3 separate regions of the Mus musculus genome follow, and all the other regions are linked to region 2. The links are chromatin loops, found by intact Hi-C in ENCODE. Cell type or tissue: left cerebral cortex. All regions are shown on one strand.

Region 1 (2,500 bases), 100 kb before region 2:
GTGGTGCAGCTGTCTTTGGGTCATTTCTATTCCTCTAAGTAATCCTTTACCTATATACCTGTAAGTAACCCCAATAAGACTCATTGTTTCGCCAAGTTGGACTTTGGTGGTGTCTATTGTGGGTTTCCTACGTAGGGTAAATAGACATTTGTGTTGCATCTTCCAAGAAAAAAAACCAAAACTTTATCACACAACAAATATCTGCTCCATTCTGGAGATATCTCTAGCCATCTAGAAAATGTGATGGGTGCTATATCCATGGGATTTTAAGGGGTGAAAACTCCATCTCTGTGCAGTCCCCTGGAATCTCTCTTAAGGAAGAAGTAAACATATCTCCCTATTGTTTTGGAGTCCAGGAAGGTGACAGACTGGAAAGTATACATATATACATATTAGACAGTGTTCTCTAGAGGAATATAACTTACAGAATGAGTCTATGCCTACACAGAAGGGGGATTTAGTAGACTGGCTTACAGGCTGTGGTCCATCTCATCCACATAGCTGTCTACCAACAGTAGGTCCAAGAATCCAGTTGTTGCTCAGTCCATGGAACTGCATATATCAGCTGGTCTTCAGCATACACTGGAATCCTGAAGTCAGCTCTAATGCCATTAAGGAATGCGCTGGCCAGCAGGTTAGGCACAAAAGTTTCCTCTTTTCACGTCCTTACATAGGCTTCCAGCAGAAGATATGGCCCAGATTAACGATAGATCTTCCGAACTCAAAGATCTGGATTAAAGAGACGTGGGTCCTCCCACTTCGGATGACTTAATTAAGGAAACACTCCCTCACAGGTCTGTCCAGCCATTCGTGGCTTAGTTCTTTTCCAGTGTTAAGCTGACGACCAAGAACAGGCACCACAGGCTGTAAGGTCTCCTCAGGAAAAGGAAAACCTTAGGAAAAGGAAAACCTGATCACTCCAATGTTACCTAATTTACTCAGCACCTTCCTTGTGCCAGGAGCAGCCAGAGTGATCAAATGGGGAAACTGAGTCTGTCAGATGTCATCTGGAAGAGAGAAAAAACCCACATTGTATGTTCCTGTGGCCACTGATACTCAAACATATGTGCATTCCACTGCTTTTTCTTGTTTGGGGATTAACCATGAGTGTTAGCACTTCTATTTATAACTTAATTTTTTAAATGATTTCAAAAAGAATTAACTTCCGTTCTGACTCTGATGTAAGGCTAAAGAGCTAGTTGAAACACAATGTGGTCCCTGCCCGGAGTACATTAAAATAGCCCAAAGTAGCTGTCAAGGCATAAACAGCTCAGGAGAAAAGCATTGCTGTGGCTTTACAGAACAGATGGTCCGATGACGTCAGTGTCTCCAAATTACCTGCAGCCAAAGCAGATGGAAAAAATTAACATGGAAGCCAGGCCTGACGGCAGGCAACAGTCACAGAGGACATCGGTGGAGGAGAGCAAAATGCTGTCTTCCTTTGCGTTGTCTTAAGAGCTTGAGGGACCTTTCCCTTTGTGCAGATTTCTCAAATGAATGACAAAGCATGGTTCCTACCACCAATACAGGCTGGAGGAAGTAGCCTTTTGTAATGTCCCTGCTGCTAAAACACAGTGATTATAAACAGAAGTGATTTGAGTTGGGGGGATGGCCGAGTGTCCATTGTACAAGCCTTCAAGGACTGGGGTCAGAGTGCCAGCACTCACTCATGCGCTGCTGAAGTAACGGCGAGGGGCAGAGACTGGCTGACATCTGAAACCTGTTGGCCAGCCAGTCTTGCTGAACTAATGAACTTCAGGTTGATTGAGAGACCCTAGTTTTAGAAAAAAAAATGGTGGAGAGTGATTAAAAAAATTGCCTAAGTCCACACACAAAAGAAAAGAAGAAAGAGGGAGGGAGGAGGGATGAAGAGAAGGAGGGAGAGAAGAAGGGAGGAAAGGAGACAGAGAGACAGAGTCAGACAGACAGAGACAGAGAGAGATGGGGATAGAGAGACAGAGAGAAAGACATTTTTAAAACTAAATCAGGTTTATAAAAGTTTCCCTGTTAAGGACATTTTCCGGCCAGCTGCAGACCCTTTAGTAACCCCACCACCACACACACACACACACATATACACTTGCTGTCTGTCACTCAGTTAGTTATCTACTACAAAGTAACACACTCCACTCAACGAGTGCCTGGATTATCTGGACTGTAAGATCTGAAATCCTGGGGCCGGAATCTCAGAGCTTTGTATTAACAGACAGTCTTTAGCAATCCATCACTAACGGGCAGTGTACAGAGGTGGCCTGAGAGTCCATAGGTCTCTTTGAAGCCACCACAGCTCTGCACACCCCCAGAGCCCCTAACTCTTGCCTCTTAAGTATAGACTACAAGATACCAGGCTTATACACAACAAAGTAGAAGAAAAATCAGAAGGACCTTAAAACAAAATTTCATTTAGTGTTTTCTACCATACTTGTAAGTGTCCAATTTCATGACAGCACGGCCCGGAGCCGTGCTGTGGTGGTTTAAGATCCAGGGAAATAATCCCAAG
Region 2 (2,500 bases):
ATTTGAAAGTATTTTTCTGTGAAACTGTCAGAAGACCAAAAATATATTTTGAGGCTAAACTAGGAAGGAGTTAATATGGAGGGGTGAGGCTAAAAAAAGAATTAAAATGTCATCTATCCATAAGAAAACATTTGTTAGTGGGTAGGCCCTATTTGACTTGCCCAGATGTTTACAAAAGCGTGCCAAGGGGATCAGAAGAATTAAAACACCCCAAGAATAACGAAAGGATTTTGATGTCGCATTTGAGGAAAGGGTGGACATGTTTATGAATGTAAAGCTCGTTTCCTTAGAGGCTCCTTGGCAATTTGCTACCATATTATGGTAACGAGGGCAAGGTCTCTAAGTTCTGTCCCAGGGGACTCTCAGGTACTCCTGGCCCAGGGAAAGTGCCTTTCCAGAAGATGAAATACAGTGAGAGAAAAACTGGGAAGCCAGAACCAGGCATGAAACTGGACCTCAGGGTGGCTGGGTTGGGGAGGTGGGTGGAGCCTCTGGTACCACACAGTGCACTCGTCCTGCTCTTCTGCCAATGGCTCTGCCAGGCTACACAGTGGCCCTGCGTTCTTCCTTGGCTCCAGGAATGGAGGTTTAAGGAAAGTATTTGCATATGAGAGCGACATGTTAATCATTGATTTTTGATCCTGTCCCAAACGATGGTCCTGATTTGGATGGTACCCACTAGGGGTTGAACAAGCAAGTCTCTCTAGTGTCAGGTTTAGGAAAGACACAGACTACAATGATAAACCTCCGTGGGACAACCCAGAGGCACCAAATAAACTCTGCGGAGGTCTTCTGTCTCTCAACGCCTGCCAGCCATGCCATCCCTACCCCAGATCCTGGCAACCTGTCGTGCTCATTGAGTTTAGCAGCCCAAGGACACGCAAGAGGATTGGTTTCTGTATGGGAAATGGGTTTGCTCCACTGAGGAAGCCCAGGGGGAGCAGGGTGGGAAGGGAGCGGGTTCCGAATGAAGGGCTGGAGCTGGACGCGAGGTGCAGCGGCCAAGACCACAGCCCCAGGACCCTCAGCTCGCCCGCGGCCTGCGGGTTCGCTGTCCCCCTCGGGATGCCTTCAGGTGACTGACAGCTGGCTGTGGCGTGCGCCTCGCTGAGCCGGCCTAGGAGAGCGACCACAACCGCAACGCCCGTGCCCGGAGCCCGGACGGGTCCCCTCGGCCTGTAGGGGGCAGCGCGAAGCCCGGGAGGCGATGGCCGCGGGTAAGTGGCGGTGGGCCCGGGGGCCATCAGAAGCCGCCCTGGGCCTCGGCTGAGCCCTGAAGGTGTGGGGGGGGGGGGGGAGACTGACGGGCCTGGGCGGAGCCGGGAACCCCGGAGCCCCGCGCGCCGCGCCTCCGCGTGTCGCCAGCGCCGCGGAGTGGGCGCACGTGTCCCTCGCGCCCCGCCGCCGCGAGCTCGTCGGTGAGCGCGGGGCCGGAGGGGACGCGGCGCTCGTCGGTGAGCGCGGGGCCGGAGGGGACGCGGCGCGCGGCGGTGGGCGCTGGCGCGCGCGCGTTATTTTTGGCGCCCGCAGCGGCGCGTGTGCCGGGGCGTGTTTTCCTTCCCCAGGTGCCGGCAGCGGGGGCGCCGCCGCCCAAGCTGACTCCTCTCTCCTCTCTCTCTCCCCGACCCCGGCAGGACCCCAGAGGTAATTCCGCCTGCACGACGTCCTTCGCGCCGGAGGCGAGCTCGCTGCACGCGCCACATCCCAACCAAAAAGAGAAAGAAAAAAAAAAAAAAGAAAAAAAAAGAAAAGAAAAAGCGGAAGAAGCGGCCGAGGCGGCGGCGGCGGCGAGGAGGAGGGGCCGCGCGCAGCGGCCCGAGGCGGCGGCGGCGGGGACGCGGGGACGCGGCTTTGTGCAGGCGGGTCGTGGGGCGCCCATGGCGGAGTGTGGCCGGGGCGCCGCAGGAGGGGCCCTGCCCACCTCCCCGAGCCCGGCCCTAGGCGCCAAGGGCGCCCTGAAAGCCGGAGCCGGGGAAGGCGGAGGTGGTGGCGGGGGAGGTCGCCTCGGCCACGGGCGGGCGCGCTATGACAGCGGCGGGGTTTCCAACGGAGACTGCAGCCTCGGCGTGTCCGGGGACGAAGCCCGGACCAGCCCTGGCAGGGGACCTCTAGGCGTGGCGCTCGCGCGGACCCCTAGCCCAGCTGCCGGTCCGGTCCCCAGGGACAGCAAACCGGGCGGCCTGCCCCGCCGGAGCAGCATCATCAAGGTAAGTAGGAGACCCGCGCGCGTCCTTGGGCTCGCTTTCCCCGCCCCGGAGAAGCTGTGGCGGAAGGAGGCGATGCAAAATGAGCCCACTGCGAAGGGGAAGCCAGGGTGTAGGGGTGTTTGGAGTGCTGGAGCAGGGATTGGAAAGCTGATGGCATTGGGAAAGAATGGAGAGGTGATCTGAGTGTGCAGGAGTGCTGTGCTCTGACATCCCCAGAGCAACTTGGGGCTGTCACCTCTCTCCAGATTGACTTGGAATTAAATGGCCTTGTACCTGCCTGGGTAGGACAGGCT
Region 3 (2,500 bases), 120 kb before region 2:
AGTCATTCAACAGTCAAAACACAGTTCTTTAACTGTTTTTTTAAAAAGTTTTAAAATGAGTTACTATTGGTTTAGAATTGGCTTAGAAGAGACAGACATAAGGCTCAAATAAGTATAATTTAAATCTAAGTGTAATTTTCTCCCATCAAGAAGTCCAGGTCTCTACCTGGAACTCCTGTGTCCCCTGCCATGGTGTCAGGCATCTAGTGCTGCTCTCTTTAGAATGTGGCTCTTACAACACAGTTCAGGGGCAAAATCCTACCATCTTGTCAGCATTCCTACCAATTGGAAAATGGAAGAATACACCCTCTGCTTTAAAGATACTTCCCCCCAAGTTGCTTCTAGTACTTCTGTTTATATCTCATCCAGCAGAACCACATCAGATAGGATTCTGGGAAATGTAGTTTTTACTGGAGGCAGCCATGTCCCTATCTGGAATTTGAGAGTTCTGTTGCTTAGGTTGGTTGGATAACACAGGAACACAGTTCAGTCAGCGAAGCCTTGACTGACCAGTCATAGCTTGCTTGCTCTCCTGCTCCCTCATTGGTAATTCATGTTGCTTCTAACTTTTATAATCTTTTCCTTTTCTCTAGAGAGGAGGACTCCATCCCACCTTTGCACATAAGCTTCCTGCTCGGATTTAGGAACCCTTGAGGATATGCTGTGCCACCATCAATATCTATCATAGCTAATATCTAATATTGCTAATACTTCTGCTTTGTAGCAGTTACCACAATTGAAAGTGTGAGTTATTTGCATTCTGGTTCACTTTACTTTGCCCCACCTTCAAGCCTGTAAGTCCTACGAATCAGGGGCTTGGTTTTTCTTCATGCCTGCGTTTCCAGCATCAGACTAACTAGTTTCGTATTAAGTTGTCCCTACCCCCATGGAAATACTCGCTATTTATTTGATTAAGTAAAAATGAAATGATCTGCGTAGAAATAATCTTCAAGTCTCCCGTAGCTGATCCAGCATCTCCTCCGGCCTTCCCCAGCCTCTGTGCACCACGGCAATAGATCCAGAAGCTCACTACCTCACACAGGAGGTTTCAGACCATTCTCCACTGCTCCTTCATCTGCTCGTTGCCTGTCATTCAACCCTCAATATCAACATTTAAGGTTTAAAAAAAAAAAAAAAGAAACCGACAGGATGTGGGGAATTTGGAATCAACTAATGAGCTTTCAAATAGAACAATTTCATAGAATGGTATAGATCCTAGTTTTCTCAGTGCATTAACTGTCATTGAATGAAGGTTTCACTTCACATTGAAGGTGCTCCTCAAATGTCCTGGTTTAGTCTCCTGCCTTAGTAAGGACAGCATCCTCCCAGAGTGTGTGCCCTTTCTTGGAGAGCCAGAGTCTTACCATGGCTGAAGGCCAATGCCCTACCTGTCAGTCTGTGCTGACCCAGCCTACAGACGCAGAGTAAGAAGGAACCTCGTGGAGGCGACAGGACTCTGGGGTACTGCTGTGCTCCAAAAGCTGCTTCAAACAAACGTGTGCAGCAGTAACCTGGTTTTTACCCCTAAAGTGGCATGTCAAAAAAAAATTTTTTTCAGGCACTTCTGTTTCTGAATTGGCAGAGGGTTTATTTTATGAATAATTTTTCATCCTTGCTTTGAAAGGAAAAAAAAAAGTAACTCTTTTATAAGTGCTAGTCATGTATTGGGATATGAGTGAAGGTCACACCTGAACTCAACAACGTCTTAAAAATAGCCGAGGCAGGGGGATCAGTTTTTGCTATCTCAGTGTTTAAACGTCAGTGGTCAGAATCAACACAAAGCAGGAAGGCCAGGCAGAAAAAAAAGCTGACCTTTAGAATACTTCCTGCGATGGCCCTGAAGCTTCCAGAACGGAGAGATGGAGAGTTTTAAGTTGTTTTGAAAGCTGTGATTTTCAGTTTTCCTATAATACGAGGCTTTGATGGGCTGAGGAGCCGGAGCCTTTACATTTGTCAAACCATAGGACTCGTTTGGCATTTGTTCAAGATTTTAGCTTAATGATTCCTGTTTGTATCTTTTAAATTTTAGTATTTTAAATCCTTTTTGTTTTAAAATAAAAATCCCCTACAAAATAGAAAATTTTCTTCCCAGGCTTTAAAGTACAATTTACCTGTTGTGCTCTCTGCCTCCTCCTGGTGCCCACTGCTGTGTCCTGGTGCCCACTGCCATGTCCCAAGCCCACTGCCGTGTCCTGGCGCCTGCTGCCATGTCCCGTGCCCACTACCTTGTCCTGATGCCCACTGCTGTGTCCTGGTGCCCACTGCCATGTCCCAAGCCCACTGCCGTGTCCTGGCGCCTGCTGCCGTGTCCCGTGCCCACTGCCGTGTCCTGGCGCCTGCTGCCATGTCCCGTGCCCACATCACTTGCCTTTAAAGCAGAGGAAAGTTCAGGATCCCTGGCTCTGGAAGTCGAAATGAAAGAATGTGGAGGCGAAATGTATGAAATGGCAAGCTTGCATTTGAAATGAAGCCAGTCTTATTCCACACTCTGCCCAAAATA

What was found. Peaks named below come from ENCODE experiments on the same cell type or tissue, not always from the same donor. Only the 100,000 strongest peaks of a DNase experiment are listed, where the experiment ranks them.
Region 1: a loop joins it to region 2, with 7 times the contacts of the local background. A loop is called at or near these places in 8 of 42 quality-filtered maps.
Region 3: a loop joins it to region 2, with 10 times the contacts of the local background. A loop is called at or near these places in 4 of 42 quality-filtered maps.

What each region holds. Positions count from the first base shown.
Region 1 is chr17:50,406,136-50,408,635 of GRCm38, forward strand. No RefSeq gene overlaps it. Among named protein-coding and RNA genes, the nearest start is that of Gm31015, 17 kb to the right of the region's middle. In left cerebral cortex, no CTCF peak of the experiment used is centred here; DNase peaks (open chromatin) are centred at 689, 1,308 and 2,198; H3K27ac peaks cover 2,202 bases.
Region 2 is chr17:50,507,731-50,510,230 of GRCm38, forward strand. It overlaps Plcl2 (phospholipase C-like 2), which reads left to right and starts at 1,817. Exons shown (of 6, transcript NM_013880.3): 1 at 1,817-2,207. The coding sequence starts at 1,878. In left cerebral cortex, a CTCF peak has its summit at 1,176 (motif pointing right); DNase peaks (open chromatin) are centred at 544, 896, 1,164, 1,564 and 2 more places; H3K4me3 peaks cover 1,876 bases; H3K27ac peaks cover 1,781 bases.
Region 3 is chr17:50,389,977-50,392,476 of GRCm38, forward strand. No RefSeq gene overlaps it. Among named protein-coding and RNA genes, the nearest start is that of Gm30958, 8.1 kb to the left of the region's middle. In left cerebral cortex, no CTCF peak of the experiment used is centred here; DNase peaks (open chromatin) are centred at 404, 1,491 and 1,780; H3K27ac peaks cover 875 bases.